Linked DNA regions of Homo sapiens: region 1 is linked to region 2. The links are chromatin loops, found by intact Hi-C in ENCODE. Cell type or tissue: heart left ventricle. All regions are shown on one strand. Links, peaks and the distances in the headings refer to the core of each region. The heading gives the core; the rest is flanking DNA.

Evidence for each region. Peaks named below come from ENCODE experiments on the same cell type or tissue, not always from the same donor. Only the 100,000 strongest peaks of a DNase experiment are listed, where the experiment ranks them.
Region 1: a loop joins it to region 2, with 7 times the contacts of the local background. A loop is called at or near these places in 3 of 110 quality-filtered maps.

Annotation. Positions count from the first base shown.
Region 1 is chr15:82,568,353-82,576,686 of GRCh38, forward strand. It overlaps CPEB1 (cytoplasmic polyadenylation element binding protein 1), which reads right to left. Exons shown (of 13, transcript NM_001365242.1): 4 at 2,992-3,180. Among named protein-coding and RNA genes, the nearest start is that of RPS17, 32 kb to the left of the region's middle. In heart left ventricle, for the core only: no CTCF peak of the experiment used is centred there; DNase peaks (open chromatin) are centred at 3,432 and 3,739; H3K4me3 peaks cover 1,401 bases.
Region 2 is chr15:82,617,794-82,626,127 of GRCh38, forward strand. The region is part of intron 3 of CPEB1 (cytoplasmic polyadenylation element binding protein 1); the gene reads right to left. Among named protein-coding and RNA genes, the nearest start is that of CPEB1, 25 kb to the right of the region's middle. In heart left ventricle, for the core only: no CTCF peak of the experiment used is centred there; no DNase peak of the experiment used is centred there.

The DNA of each region.
Region 1 (8,334 bases), core at 271-8,270, 49 kb before region 2:
AGGACAAGGGTAGCCCTGGACATGAGAAAGGGTAGCACTGGGGTATGAGAAAAACGCACTTATAACACTCATCTTGCCCCCAAAGTCTTCCTCCCCATCAAGGGATAGTGCCTCAGGGTAGGCACAGTCTAGAAGAGAAGGACCCCACAAAGTGTTACATCCAAGCCCATGCAGGCCTTGCAGGTACAATTCTCAAAAACAGACTCTATCCCAGGGTCTTCTTGCAGGACTCTGAGGCCAAGGAAATCTAGATAGCAGAAGTACTCTGGCCCCTGGAGAATGGTATCCATGTACCAGCCTAAAGCTAAGAATCCAATGAAAGGTTGTTACAATGAAGAAAATCCTTAGGGGAAAAAATGAAAGCCCCTATCATAGCAGATGCAGCACTCGGTATACCTCCTCATTTGTTTTCCTTTGATAGCCACGGAGATTCTTAAAGGTAACAATTTTATCTTAATCAATGTTGTACTTCCAGTGCTGCACACAACGAATGCTCGACGTTTGCCAGATGAATTTAGCCAACAGCCCTACTATCTCCAACCTTGCTCATTACTTAAGAGTGGTAGAAGATGGTCAGATGTGATGCCATAGCTGCCTTGGGCAATATATCACCAAGCAGAGCTCAAGGAATAAGCTTGCATCTTGGTCTCTACACAGAGACAACAGTGTAACAGGGTATCTGCAAGGATAACTCCGAAAATGCCCAGAGCTGTTGAAAGCCTCCTCCCTCACTGAAGCAACTGAGCTAGCTGGTTTTCAGACGGAAAGGCAGTGTAGGCACTGGAATGTGGGCTGCATGTTCCCGCATTGCTGGTGAGGGTGCACGATCTGGCACTGCAGCTGGCTGGTGGGAGGGCTGCATCCTACTCCAGGAGGTAGTACCCTCATGTGGGCTTTCCAAGAAGGCCCAGAGCCCAGGGAAAGAAGAGCAATGGCTGTCACCACAGCTCCAAAACCAAAGGCAACATGACGATTAGGGATGGGTGTGTCCTCAACCCTCAGAAAGGAAAACATACCCACACTAACCTGCCTACACAGCCAGATCATACTGCTGGGGCAACTCTGGTTCTGGTCCTTATGAATTCTGAGGCTCAGGCTGCAGTCCCTCCCTGGTCGACAAAATCATGTAATATTTATCACTAAAGTGCTTGGGATGGAAAGTGGAAAAGAAAAACCATTTCTATTTCAGAGACAAACAGCTACAAGCACAGGCCTTTCAGGTGGTGGAGAAGCTGTGGATATTATGACTAGATCCAAGCTACTTTTAATAGCTCAATTTCATAGTAACTTTCAGACCAAGCTCTCCAAGCCCCCAGTGGGGCACACCTGCATTTCTATGGGCCCAATGTTATAATGTATTTCAGAAAGAGCATTGTAGCTTAGAGAATGAGAGCCAAAGAAGGGCTATACTTCAACCTGATGCCAATGAAAGACAGTGCCTTGGTCAAACACTGATCACCCACAGACAGGTGCCCATCTCCTGTGTGAGTTCTTCTATCTTTTGCTCAGATACGGTGGAAGTGAGGACAGGGGAGGCTGGCTTCATAGGCCCCCAAGGTTGGCGTCAAGAACACACAAAACAAAGTACCGTGGTCTCCAGGCATAGAATACCAAACAGTGATACCATACTTCCTTGCCCAGGGGAACAGGGTAGTTGCTGACCTTTCTGGAAAAACCTGAGTCAGCAGAAGGCCAGTACTTCAAGAAACCCTATCTTAACCCAGAGATAGTTACTTAAGGTAAAGCTCTCCCCATCCACATCCACATAAAACAATTTCAATACCCCTCTCCTAAATGGGGTTTTACCAAAACAACTGGGCATTAAAATGCCTAACAGACACAACGGGCCCAGGCTCTGCAAAGCATTCTAAAAAAAGACCTGCGCCAAACAGGGTGGAGGCCACAGAAATCAACAAGACAGTACCTTGCTGCCATGGCTGCCGGTTCCTGGACCAGGGAGGGAAGGGAAGGACAGCAGACTTGGTGTTTCCCACTGTCAGTACCAACAGCGAATGGCTGTACCACCCCCTCCCCCCCGCCCCTTACCACCTTTTCATTTTCCTAGAGTATCTGCTGCCAATACCTCTTTATTATAATTTACATAAAGCAAAATATGTAGCTTGTAAGTATACCTGTAGTGTTTAAGTTCACATTTCTTCCTGAATACTCCAAGACTTGTATTTAGGCAACCCTCCTCCTTGTACCACAAGAGGGAAATAAACAGGTAACAGAAGGTATAAGCAGAAGCAATTTAAGGGGGGGCTGCCAAGAAGTCCCTTTAGTTTGTCCCCACTGAACCCTACCAAGAAGACAAGGGATCCTAAAGGGGAGTGGCTCTTCTTTTATCCAGCTGGTCACTCTCAACACAAAGGGAAAAAAAAAAAAGATTCTATAGCTGGGAGTTACCCCACCCCACTCACCCTGCCTACCCCTTTCCAGGATCAATGCTCTGAACCCTATGTTAAGTCAATTCCAAATATCTCAGTGCATTATCCAGCCTCATCTGAGGTTAAAATCCTTCCCTTGCCATGATTCAGAGACCACTCACTCTTCATATAACTCCCTGGTTTTTAAAACCACTGAGTAATTCTGGTCATCCAGTAATCAACCCCTTAACTCCCCTCCCCCACCTAAAAGTGTTTTGCTTCATCATCTCCAAGACAGGCCTGGGCACCAGGGGGTTAGCTGGATCTTTTCTGCACAAGGCCACCACGCCTTGGGGACCCTCCTCAGGGCCACTCCAGGTGCAGACTAACAACTCCAGGGAATTTATCAGGGTAAGTGGAAGAGCCATGCCTGCCTTTACGTGGAGCCATCTGTCCTGCCACACTCACAGCTTGCATTTCCATCTCTTGCAAAACAGCTCCATGTTGTATGTGTGTATGGTGGGGAGTGATGCAAAGGGGAACAGAACAACTGTTGCTGTGGATATCTTCGTTCACCACCCCCATGCATCCCCTTACCCCAGCCAACTCATTCTCTGGCACTCACCCGAGTGTGTGCTGCTCTGGGCTGAGGAATCTGAGTCCTGGGTGCTCCAGGGTCGGTCCCAGCCTGTCAGACTGAGGGACTGCAGGCCAAGGCACAAGTCATTTGCATCTGGGAGGCCACGGGAAGATTCTTGCGCAGAGGTTGGGAAAAGCATCCTGCTTGTAACTGTTTCTTCAGAGTCCTGGAAGTCTGTTTTGGAAAGGAGCACAGCAGAAACCTCAGAGTTAAGGGCTGTTTTCCCCAATATTATCAACAGTAAATATTATTAATAATAGTTTCCCCAGGCTCACAGGCCAGACATCCAAGCTGGCTGGATGCTGCAGCCGCTGCCTCTGCACTTTTGGGGACGCTGGGGCAAGAGCAGTTGCCATACAGGCCCCCTCCCCTCACACACACACCCCTATCCCGTCTGCATTACAGACTGGGCCAGCATGTGATCAGGCTGCTGATGCTTCCCGCTGCCAGTGACATCAGCCGGCTGAGCCGTGCAATAGAGAGCGGCATCATCCCTCACAGAACGGGGGAGGAGCAGGAGGGGACGACAGGGAGGAGACTTGCCTCCCAGGGAAAGACAGCACAACAGCTACTTGGAATAGTCCCGGTGCAGTGCCGTTAAGTCTGGGTTGCAAGGCAGCGCCCTCCGGTCTCCAGCAATGGTGGCCAAGCAGCCCTCACGCACGACTGAAGTCCTCTCCGCCGACAGCAGAGCCAAAGCAGCCGACTGCCTGCTCGTGTGGCTCTGCCCTCCTGCCCCTCCCTTTCCCTCCCCCTGCTCTCCACCCCCAAACCCAAAAACACTCTAGTCCTGGACTCTCTCCAGCTGCTGGCTCAAGCCCTGGCTTTGCAGCCCAATGCAAAGCTTCACAGTCCTGCTAGCAAAAATCTGTGCTCCAAGTGGCCCCTGAGCAGCACCCTGACACAGCAGTGTTTACCACTGAGGAACAAGATAACCTTCAGAAAAATACTGTACACTTGGACCCTGGGGAACAACACCTGGTGTTCCAGGCTTGTCTAGAGCAGCTTATCACAGAGAAAGGGGGTAAGCGTTGGCAGAGTGGGGGAGAGTCACTGGGCTGTTCCAGGTACACCTCAAAGGACATGGCCCACAACCCACATGCCAGAGTGAGACCTGCCCTGACTAGGATAATCCCTGTGCCCAGGTTCCCTCATCCCAACAAGATGGGTATTAGTCATGAACAGATACAGCGGCTCAGCTCCTCCCCTCCCTCCTGCAACTGTAGGCACAGACTGAGGAAACACTCTCGAAGCAGCATCTGACAAACCAAGAGAAACAGTCTCTGAAGTATCGTTACGCCCTATTAGAAACACCAAACTCTGAAACCTAATCACCTAGCTCTGTCAATATTGCTTCTCTTGCCCTTCCAGGAGCCCTGAGCATGATACAGGGCAGCCGTGAGGGCCACTGATGCCTCTAACATCCAGGCCCTCTCTCAGAGGTGCTGCACAAGACCAATGCTTATTTCTGTGGCCACTCACAGCTCCAGCAACAAAGACTAAGAAAATTCAGCTTCTGGAGCTTCCGCCATTTCCTCTTTGCCATCTCCTCCCACATCGGTCCTTTTCCAACATGAGCCCAGGGTCACTGGGCTTCTTCCTCATAAAGGAGGGTAGGGCAACAGGCCCAGACTCACCAGGCAGGCTGCTCAAACCTGGACTCAGCTGGTAGCACTCCACCTGCTTGTTCTCCCCTGTTGCAAGGAGAAGCAAGCAGATACGGGAAGCATGCCCACCTGGGACCTCCCATGGCAGGGTCGAGAGAATAATGCTGCCACAGAAATAGCTGTTCAGAACTTCCTGCAGTACACCCTGTGTCCACAGGCACTCAGGCATAGCCTAGAAGGGAAAATTATCAGTCTCCTTCCTTTGGAGATTTTTTTTTTTTTTTAAAGCTTTGCTGCTGTGTCATCCATCCACGTTATTCCTCCTGGCTGTAGATATTCTGCTTGCTCCCTATCTGTGTTTGTCAAAGCCTTGTTCATCATGGCAAAGGCCTAGCAAAAATCACCCATACTGGTGCTGCCCCTACCCCTGACTACTCCCCTCCTGCTTCTCTATGTTCACCCTTCCCTCAAGCTAAGGATATACTTTAGACTTCACCCATACATATTAGTTACCAAAACACAATGCTTCCTTCAAAAACATCCATATTTAAGTATCTATTCTCCCCTACACCAAATATCTATATAATCCCCATACCCCAATCTGAGGGCATCTATGTCTAGAAGCAGCCATTTTCTACCCATTAAAATCAGGGTGACTGTGCATATGATTACCCCCATCCCTCACGAGGAGAGAATCAACTATGCTCTTGCTACTCAAAATACAGTGTGGCAGACCAGCAATATGAGCATCACCAGGAGCTTGTTATAAATACTGAGTCTCAGGCCCCACCCAAGACCGACAGAATTGAGATCTGCATTTTAACAAGATCCCCAGTTAATATATATGTATGCAAAAAAAGTTTGAGCAGTCGGGTGTGGTGGCTCATGCCTATAATCCCAGAACTTTGGGAAGATTGCTTGAGCCCAGGAGTTCAAGGCAGCAGTGAAAGCCATGACTGCACCACTGTACTCCAGCCTGGGCGACAAAGTAGTTCCCATCTCAAAAGTTTGAACAGTACTGATGTGTACAACTAACACAATCTTCCCACCCCAAGCTGAAAGACCCCAGGCCTGAGCAACAGGTCTGTTAAACCCATTTAAGACCAAATGGCTACATGCATCCAGGAGCTTGGAGTTCTACACACAGTATAATTCTACCCTCACCCCTACAACCCCCACCACAGACCTCACCTTCCTCCTTATCCAGACATTCCTCAATCTGTTGTTTCTTCTAGATAAAGATTTTCACTACCATTGTAGGATTTCTTCACTAGCTCCAACTCAATGCAGGCCATACCTGTTAAAACCATTAGTGTGGCAGGCTGGAAAAATCAACAGCTTTAGATGACTGACAGACCTTGCTCTGCTCACCAGGTCTGCCACTGTGTCTTTCTGAGAATCTTTTCTTCTTTAAAGATGCAACAGTAGCCATCTTTTAGGTGTTTTGTGAGGATTAAAGAAAATATTTGAGGCCAGGTGCAGTGGCTCAAGTCTGTAATCCCAGCACTTTGGGAGGCTGAGGCAGGCAGATCGCTTGAGGTCAGGAGCTCAAGACCAGTCTGGCCAACGTGGTGAAAACCTGTCTCTACTAAAAATACAAAAAACATTAGCCAGGCACAGTGGCACACGCCTGCAGTCCCAGCTACTTAGGAGGCTGAGGCAGGAGAATTGCTTGAGCCCAGGAAGGGGAGAGGTTGCAGTGAGCCAAGATCGTGCCACTGCACTCCAGCCTGGGCAACAGAGCTAGACTCGGTCTCAAAAAAAAAAAAAAAAAAAAAAAAAAAAATCATAAACCATGTTCATGTACTGGAAGACTCAACAGCGCTAAAAAGTGATACCCACAAAATTAATATACAGATGTTCCTCAACTACAGTGGGGTTATGGTCTGATAAACCCATTGTAAGTTGAAAATATTATAAACGGAAAATGCATTTAAATACATCTAATTTACTGCACATTATAGCTTAGCCTAGCATACCTTAACTGTGCTCAGAAAACTGACACTAGCCTACAGTAGGGCAAAATAATTTAACACAAAACTTGTTTTATAATAAAGTGATGAACACCTCATGTAATTTATTGAATACTGTAATGAAAATAAAAACAGAAAGGTCGTATGGATACTCAAAGTACAATTTCAACTGAATGCGTATCATTTTCACACCATCATCATGTCAAAAACCAAAGTTGAACCAACCTAAGTCTGGGGCCATCTGCACATCTGTGTAATCCCAATATACCAGACTTAAAGCAATTCATTGGGGAAAAACTTTTTAACAAATGGCACTGGAACACCATATGGGGAGGAGGGAATAAACTCTGACCTATATACAAACATTAATTTAGTAGATATCAGAGACGTAAAAGTGAAAGCTAAGTATAAACTACAAAGCCTCTCTAAGAACCTATCTTTGTAACTTGGTAGGGGAGGGGGAGTACATAGAAGCAAGGGTTTCTTTATGTAGAGTACAGAAAGCAATGATCATGGAGAAAGTTGATAAGCTGACCTTATCACAACGAAAAACTTCTGCTCATCAAGATACCACTAAGAAAATAATTACGCAAGCCACAATATGTGAGAAAATACCCACAACCATATCTGACAAATCAGTAAAAGAAATCTTAACTGAAAAGTAACGAAATCTCAATTGTTAAAAGGCACAAAATCTGAAAAGCACTTCACAAGGATTATATAAATGGCCAATAAGAACTTCAAAAAGTGCTCAAAATCATTAGTCAAAGAAATCCAAGTTAAAACCACAGTGAGACACTACTGCACACCTACTAGATGGCTAAAATTTAAAAGACTGTACCACATCTTGCCAACATTTGATGTTGTCAATCAAAGCTTCATTACCGTAAATGGTACATCCACCTTGTACTTATGAAAACGCTTATATATTTTCTTCCTTTTCAATGGGAGAAAAGGTACATCCACTTTGAAAAATGGTCTGCCCATTTCTTACACAACTAACACATATTATCTTATGACCCAGAAATTCTACTCCTAGGAATTCAACTAAGAGGAGTAAAAGTGTATGTCTAATAAAACACCTGTGCAAGAATAGTCATAGCAGCTTTATTCATAATCACCCAAACGTGGATTCAGTCCATGTGAGAATCAACAGAACAAAATGTAGTACATGCATATACCATACTATTATTCAGCAATAAAAAGGAATAATACAGGCAACAATAAGATAATTATGGTGAGTGGAAAAAGCCGTACATAAGTTACATATGTATATAATTCCACTTATTTGAATTTTTAGAGCAGACAAAACTAATAAATGGTGAAAAAAATCAGGTGGTTGCCTCTGGCAGGAAGTAGGCAGGTAGATTAGGAAGGGGTACAAGGAAAGTAGCTGAGGTGATGCTAACAGTGTGTATATTTTGATGAGAGTGAGGATACATCAGTCAGAATGGATCTAATGACACATTTAGAATTTGTGCTCTTCACTGCATATAAATTTTACCTCAAAAAAGTTATAAACAAATATAGTATTGAATACTAGTTAATGATATGTATGGTGAAGGATTTTGGGGTAAACTGTAGCAATGTCTACAATTTAAAGATATGTGATAAGGCAAATATGACAAGATGTTCACTGTTCAATCTAGGTGGTATTACAGGTGTTCACTTTGTAATTCTTTTAGCTTTTATGTATGCTTGAAAATGTTACTAAAATGTTGAGAAAAAAATAAAGTCAGACTTTTTCT
Region 2 (8,334 bases), core at 88-8,087:
CGGGATCTCGGCTCACTGCAAGCTCCGCCTCTCGGGTTCACGCCATTCTCCTGCCTCAGCCTCCCAAGTAGCTGGGACTACAGGCGCCCGCCACTACGCCCGGCTAATTTTTTGTATTTTTAGTAGAGACGGGGTTTCACCGTTTTAGCCGGGATGGTCTCGATCTCCTGACCTCGTGATCCGCCCGCCTCGGCCTCCCAAAGTGCTGGGATTACAGGTAAAGTTTTTAATTTTATTAACTTTTGTAACTTCTTTGTAACTTTTCTATTAATTGAAAGCTATTCTAAAATGTAAGCTTATTAAAAAAAAAAAGAGTGGAACCACTGGGTCTTATGGTAGGTAAACATTTAACCTTTTAGGAACCTGCCAAACTGTTTTCCAAATAGTTGTACCATTTTGCATTCCTACCAGCAGTTTGACAGTTTCAGTTATTCAACATCCCTGCCAATTCTTGGTAAGGTCAGTCTTCTCAATTTTAGACATTCTAAGAGGCAAAAACACTTTTTGTGTATATTTTGTCAACATATATATTGAAAACACACATAAATACACATATGTATATTCTCTCTCATATACACTTTGACAAATGCACAATACGTATGTATGTATATATGAGACAGAATATGTATATTCTTCAAACAAGATCAGCAAAATCAGACTTCCTGGTTCCTATAGCAAACTGGCAGTTGCCTAGATCCAAATCTCTCCATATATCCTCTAAAACTCACAGATGAACAAAAGCAATAAAACTCACATCTCAAAACTATAGACTATTTGGGAGACAGGTTACCTCAAACAATTTGCACATAAGAAGGACTCAAATGTCCAAAACCTGAAATATCTACTTCTGGAGCCAACACTAGATAGGGCTGTCACAGCAGCAAACAAACAGAAAATGGCACTAAAAAACAAACAAACAAAAAACTCCTTTACAATAGCATTAAATACCATCAAAACCTAGAGATAAACTTAAAGAATCTGCAAGACATCTACAAACACTAAGAAAATTTTTAAAGACCAGATAAGCAAAGGGATATATCAACTTCTTGAATTGGAAGACTTGTCAACATATCCATTATCCAGAACTTGATTCATAGGTTCAACGCAATCCCAATCAAAATCCCAGTAGAACTTTGTGTATGTGGGGCAGGGGGTGGAGCTTGGACTGATGAGCTGAATCTATAATTTATATAGAAATGTGAAGATCCAAGAAAAGCCAAGAATCCAAAAAGACAAAGTTGAAGGACTTCACTACCAACTATCAAAGCCTATTATAAAGCTACAATAATTAAGACACAAGGACAGATAAATAGATCAATGGAAGAGAAGAGAGTATCCAGAAACGGATCTGTACATATACTATGGATGCCTGATTTATGAGAAAGGCAACATGGCAATACAATTTAAAAGAATTTTCTTTCACCAAAATGATGCTGAGTCAACTGGCTATCCACACAGAACAAAATTAATCTTCCCCTTCTTATACCATGTACAAAACAAAATTCCAGATGGGTTGCAAATCTAAGTGTGAAAGGTAAAACAACTTTAGAAAAGAAACATATACTACCTTCATGACCTTGGAATAGGCAAATATTTCTTAAACAGGCCACAAGCATTAAACACAATGGAATAAAGTCAGTAAATTATACTTCATTACAATTTAAGTTTTCTGTTATTCAAAAGACGCCAATTAAGAGTACAAAGACAAATCACAGACTCAAAGAAAATAATTTTAATACATATTTCAGACAAAGAACTCATATGTGGCCTATATAAAGAACTGCTACAAGTAAACAAGAAAAAGGTAGATAACCCTAAGAAAAATGAGTATAAGGCCTGAAGAGACACTTCAAGAAAAAGGATATCCAAAGGCCAGTAAACATGAAAATGTGCTCAACTTCATCAGTCACTAAGGACATGAACATTAAAACCACAACAGATACTGCTACATACACCCCAAAATGGCTAAAATGAAAGACAATACAATTATTGATGAGGATATGAAACAACCCAAACCATCGTACACCACTGGAAGTGTAAACTGGTATAACCACTGAGAAAAACTGGCAGCATCTCAAAGATAAACATACGTATACCCTATGACCCAACAATCCCTCTCCTAGGAAGATAACCAAGGGAAATTAATTCACCAAAAGATAATAGCAGCACTATTCGCAATGGCCCCAAACTGGAAACAACTCAAATGCCTATTAACAGTATAATGAATAAGCACTGGTACATTCATACAATGGAATACTGTAAAGCAACAGGAATCAATGACCCACAACCAGTTGCAACATGGATGAAACTCACAGCTAAAGAGTACATATCTGGGCCGGGTGTGGTTGCTCACCCCTATAATCTCAGCACTTTGGGAAGCCAAGGCAGGCGGATCACGAGGTCAGGAGTTTGAGACCAGCCTTGCCAATATGGTGAATATGGCCAGTATGTCTCTACTATGTCTCTACTAAAAATACAAAAATTAGCCGGGTGTGGTGGCATGTGCCTGTAGTCCCAGCTACTTGGGAGGCTGAGGGAGAAGAATCCCTTGAACCTGGGAGGCGGAGGATGCAGGGAGCCAAGATCACACCACTGCACTGTAGTCTGGGCGACAGAGCAAGACTCTGTCTCAAAAAGAAAAAAAAAGTGTACATATCTGTGATTCCATTTATGTAAATTCAAAATCAGGTACAATTTATCTATGCAATTAAAAGTCAGCATGAACTGGGTGTGGTGGCTCATGCCTATAATCCCAACACTTTCGGAAGCCAAGGCAAGGAATTTGCTTAAGCCCAAGAGTCCAAGACCAGCCTGGTCAACACAGCAAGATTCTGTCTCTACAAAAACTTAAAAAAAAAAATTAGTTGGGCATGGTGGCGCATGATTGCAGTCCCATCTACTCAGAAGGCTGAGGCAAGAGGATCACTTGAGCCCAGGAGTTCAAGGCTGCAGTGAGCTATGATCATACAACTGTGCTGCAGCCTGGGTGACAGTGATACCCCATCTCAGAAAAATAAAAATTTAGCATAACAAGTGCCCTTTGTAAACTAGAGACTGAAAGGACTGCAAGGGGAATTTTGGTGTATTCTTAATTTTTGCCTCTACATGTGACTAGTTATACAAGATGTGTTCAGTATATAAAAATTCAGTGAATAGTACACTCATACTTTTCTGTAAGTTAACTTCAACAACACAAGTTAAATCGTTGCCACTTAACTGTTAAAGCCACACAGTAAGGTTCCATAAAAGTTTATTTTGTGGGAAACAAGACTTCATGAGAGTAATTTCAATCATTTCCTGCAAGATGGGACTGAATGTATTAAACTTTGTTTTGGAATAGCTTTTCAGACAATTTAGTGACGATACGGTTTATGATCCAGTACAATAAGAAGTGAAACCATCTCAGTCAAAAATTCAACATTAGTCATGCCAGTAATCCCAGCAACTTGGGAGGCTGAGGCAGGAGGATGGCTTGAGGCCAGGAGTCTGAGACCAGCCTGGGCAACACAGTGACACCATGTCTCTTAAAAAAAAAAAAAAAATCCAGGCCAGGTGCAGTGGCTCACGCCTGTAATCCCAGCACTTTGGGAGGCCGAGGCAGGCGGATCACCTGAGGCCAGGAGTTCAAGACCAGCCTGACCAATATGGAGAAACCCCGTCTCTACTAAAAATACAAAATTAGCCAGGGGTGGTGGCACATGCCTGTAATACCAGCTACTCAGGAGGCTGAGGCAGGAGACTCACTTGAACCCGGGCAGAGGTTGCGGTGAGCCAAGATCCCGCCATTGCACTCCAGCCTGGGAAACAAGAGTGAAACTCCATCTCAGAAAAAAAAAAAAAAAATCTAACATCAGGCTACAACTATACAATTCTTTGGTCCTACATTAAAAGTCAGCAGTCTATTTAGGTCTGAGAGCTGGTTACATGGTTGTGTTCAGTTTGGGAAAGTTGGAGCTCTTCGCCTATGATACAGCATGTACTTTCCTGTATGTGTATTATATTTCAGTTTTTAAAAACTGTTAAATAAACATATCAGTGCTAAACCTTACTTAGGACTGCTTTGGCTAGTCAATTCCTTTCTAAACCTCCAAGCTATTTTAACTGATTATTGAGAAATGGCATCTCAGTGAATTAATATGAAACTGCTCCTCCAATCATTGCCTCCATCCTAAATATTAAGTCTCCCTACCCATATAGCAGTTAAGACATCCCTTAATGATGTTTCACCACTTTTCACATCTTTACAGACACCGTTACTAACAACTCAACACATTAATGCTTAAATCACATGTCCATTTGCAGCCCATTTTCTCCATTCCTCACAGATTCCAAAAGGTCTATGGCTTAAAGGACTAGGGAATGTGGAGAGGGCCCTCTAGGTGGCAGACATCCCTGTCATCTCCACTAGACAGTTGTTGGGGTAGGAAATCCAGCTCTGGCCTGACCTTCCAGCCCCACCCTAGCTCCTACCACCCATCATGCAACAAGGGCCTTCTTGGTGGGGTACTAGCCCAAAAGCTCAGGCCTTTGCAAAACCCTCTTAAACCACAGCAAGTCATAACTTTCTTGTATATAAACGGGGAATTCAGATGCTCCAGCTACTCTTTCCCTGCCCCGCCACATCTCTCTCCAGAGTCGCACTCTATCACCCAGGCTGGAATACAGAGTGCAACCTCGGCTCACTGCAACCTCCGACTCCCCGGTTCAAGCAATTCTCCTGCCTCAGCCTCCCGGACTACAGGCACGCACCATCATGCCCGGTTAATTTTTCTATTTTTAATAGAGACAAGGTTTCGCCATGTTGGTCAGGCTGGTCTCAAACTCCTGACCTCAAGTGATCTGCCCACCTCGGCCTCCCAAAGTGCTGAGATTACTACAGGCATGAGTCACTGCACCCAGCCCACATCTCTTCTTCATTAATTTCTATTCAGTCAGGGATAGACAGCAAGTCAGCTGTCTAACCAGGGGTTCAACCTTGTCTTCTTTCTTGGAAGCATTCTCCATCTATACAAATACTTCTCTTGGAAGACCCTCTTGCTTGGCTTAAATGACAAAGCCACATCCTACCCCACCCTCCTCCACGGACGGGGACGGAATCACTTCAAATGCTACCCCCCTCCTTATGTGATCCTCTTTATAAGCCAGGGAAGGGTTGAGCTAATGTTTGTGGTAGGAGGGACAGCTCTGTGACCTTTTGGTAAGCCCTGGCGGGAGGTATCTGGTCCCACCTCTTAGGGATTCTCATTACACCACAGGTCATTTAACAGCTCTTTAGTCTCAGCTTTGGGCCCTAATGGCCAATTCTGGAGCAACAGAAAAAAAATAATCTACTCAACATCCAGTTAAGACTAAAGTAATTTTAATTCTCTTCAAAGCCTATTTCAAATGCTGCTTTAACCAGAAGTGTTTCCTAGTTCTCAAACCAAACCAACCTCTTCCTGACCCTATCACAGCACTTTTCCAATGATGCTTTATCAACTGGGTTATGCATGCAACTAGCAATGTGAAACACTGTGTTAGGAAACACACCATTTGAAAATTTATTACAAAATGTTTGTTTTAGAAGAACTAGTGGGGAAAAGCATACAGAAAAAAATTACCCAGCCAGGTGCGGTGGCTCACGCCTGTAATCCCAGCAGTTTGGGAGGCCAAGGCAGGTGGATCACTTGAGGTCAGGAGTTCAAGACCAGCCTGGCCAATGTGGTGAAACCCCCATCTCTACTAATACAAAAATTAGCCAGGCGTGGTGGGGCATACCCGTAATCCCAGTTACTCAGGAGACTGAGGCAGGAGACTCACTTGGACCCGGGAGTTGGAGGTTGCAGTGAGCCGAGATCACGCCACTGCACTCCAGCCTGGACAACAGAGCGGGACTCCGTCTCAGGAAAAAAAAATTACCCATAATTTTTTTCTGCTATTACCTACCTTCACTGTCACATTTATATCATTCCAGTGTTTTTCTATGCATATATATTTAAGGCCATTCTTTTTACACTTTTTTTTACACCTGTTTTACACTTCGCTTTTTTTCATTTCAGACACTGTAGTTATCTTTCTTTGCCATTAAGTAGTCTTCTATAAACATTATATTTTATGGTACATGATATTCCATGGTATAGCTCTCCTATCATTTACTTAACATTCTGTTGCCAAATTGTCCCTAGTTATAATGCTGTCCATAAACAATCTTAGGTTTTCATAATTCTGATTATTTCCTTCAAGGAACAAAATTACTTTTGATCAGAAGCTACAAGTTTGGGTTATTTCTTAAGGTTCTTCATAGAAAAATATATATCCTAGTTTACTTTCTCATTAATCACAAGGTTGGTATTTTTGCTGGTGACCACAGAAAAAATGCTCTCTGCTGTAGGCCAGGCATCCTTGTTTCACCATTCGAGAATACAGGCCCACAGCCCTGAGCTGAATCACAAGTGGAAAGCAGAGAGAGTTCACCACACATGGGAGGGGCTGGGTATACGTGAAAGGCTCAAGAACATCAGCTACCTTTGACAGAAACCTTTCCTAGAATTCCTTGAGTTCCCTTAAATCTGCAGTATTGTCTTAACATCTGAGCCCCATAAGAAACCTGTGAGGCAGGTTGAGCAGGTACCATTCTGTCCTGCAGCTGAGAAAACTGACCTCTTTATCTCACTGCCCAGGGTCAAGCTTAGAACCCAGGTTTCCCAATTTCCTCAAGATCTTCCTCCTGCTTCTCTTAGAATGTTCTAAGAGGCTGAGAAGGAGCTGAAGAGCCCGAGAAGTCTTTAACTTGTACTTCGGCTACTGACCCTGGGCAGAGTATAATGGTAACAACATCGTCACCAGACCCTGGCATCTTACCAGTGAAGTCACTGGGCTCCCTGGACAGCTGCAAACATACACTCTGGAAAGCTCCTCTCCCATCAATCATGGGTCCTTTCCCTGAAGTCCAACACCTAGTATTAGCTGAAAAATATTTTCCTGTAAACTAGAAAAGTTTCCAGCATCTCTGAAACAACCCAGTGAGGTTTAAGTCATTGTTGAATTGTTGAGTGTCATACTTTTTTTTTTTTTGGCAGAGGTGGGCAGGGGTCCTGCTCTGTCACCCAGGCTGTAGTACAGTGCCACAACCACAGTTCACCGCAGTCTCGACCTCCCAGGCTCAAGTGATCCTCCCACTTCACCCTCCAAGTAGCTGCAACTAGGTGCACACCCCACATCTGGCTAATTTTTCTATTTTTTTGTAAACGGGGTTTCACCATGTTGCCCAGGCTGGTCTCAAACTCCTGGCTTCAAGTGATCCACCTGCTCCAGCCTTAATTACAGGCTTAAGTCACCATGCCTGGCCTGTCATTCTTACTGGGACATAATACATGCAATTTTCTCAAAGGAGAAAAACAGAACATGTATTAGAACTAAGAAAGATGACTCCCTGAACTTTTAACTCAGCGTAAACTAAAAGAGAATTGGGCTAGCTCATGACTTACATTTTTCTTTTGTACAAGTCAGAAGAGACAAAAACCACCCCCACCCCCAAGTATGCCCTTCTCTCATTTGCCTTCCTGTACGACAGAAGCAAATGCCACAAGTTAGTCACTCCCTTAATATGCCTCTCCCTCAAACATTACGCTATTTACTGCTCACATACTCCTGCATTTTTGTGGGAATTATTTCTAACGCCAAGTTAAAAAAATAAATAAAAGAATTTACAACTAAAAACAGTAGTTGTCCTTTGGTATATGTAGGGAATTGGTTCCAGGACCCCCAGAGTATACCAAAATCCGCACATACTCAAGTCTTGCAGTTGGTCCTGAGGAACCCACCTATACCAGAAAAGTCAGCCCTCCATACGTGTGGGTTTTACATCCCTTGAATACCACATTTTCCAGCTTTGGTTGAAAAACATCTGCATGTAAGTGGACCTGCACAGTCCAACGTAGTGTTGCTCAAGGGTTGACTGTAATTATCAGTCCTTGTTTTGAGAATCCCCATTGTGGCTAATTGTTTTCAAGGACCATTTTTAAAAATTAAACATATATTCTTTCATCTAAAACAACTGAAACAGGCCAGGCACAGTGGCTCGTGCCTGTAATCCCAGCACTTTGGGAGGCCGAGGTGGGTGGATCACCTGACGTCAGGAGTTTGAGACCAGCCTGGCCAACATGGCGAAACCCCATCTCTACTAAAAATACAAAAAATTAGCCAGGTGTGGTGGCGGGTGCCTGTAATCCCAGCTACTTGGGAGACTGAGGCAGGAGAATTGCTTGAACCCAGGAGGCAGAGGTTACAGTGAGCTGAGATCGCACCACTGCATTCCAACCTGGGCGAAAGAGCTAGACTCTGTCTCAAAAAAAA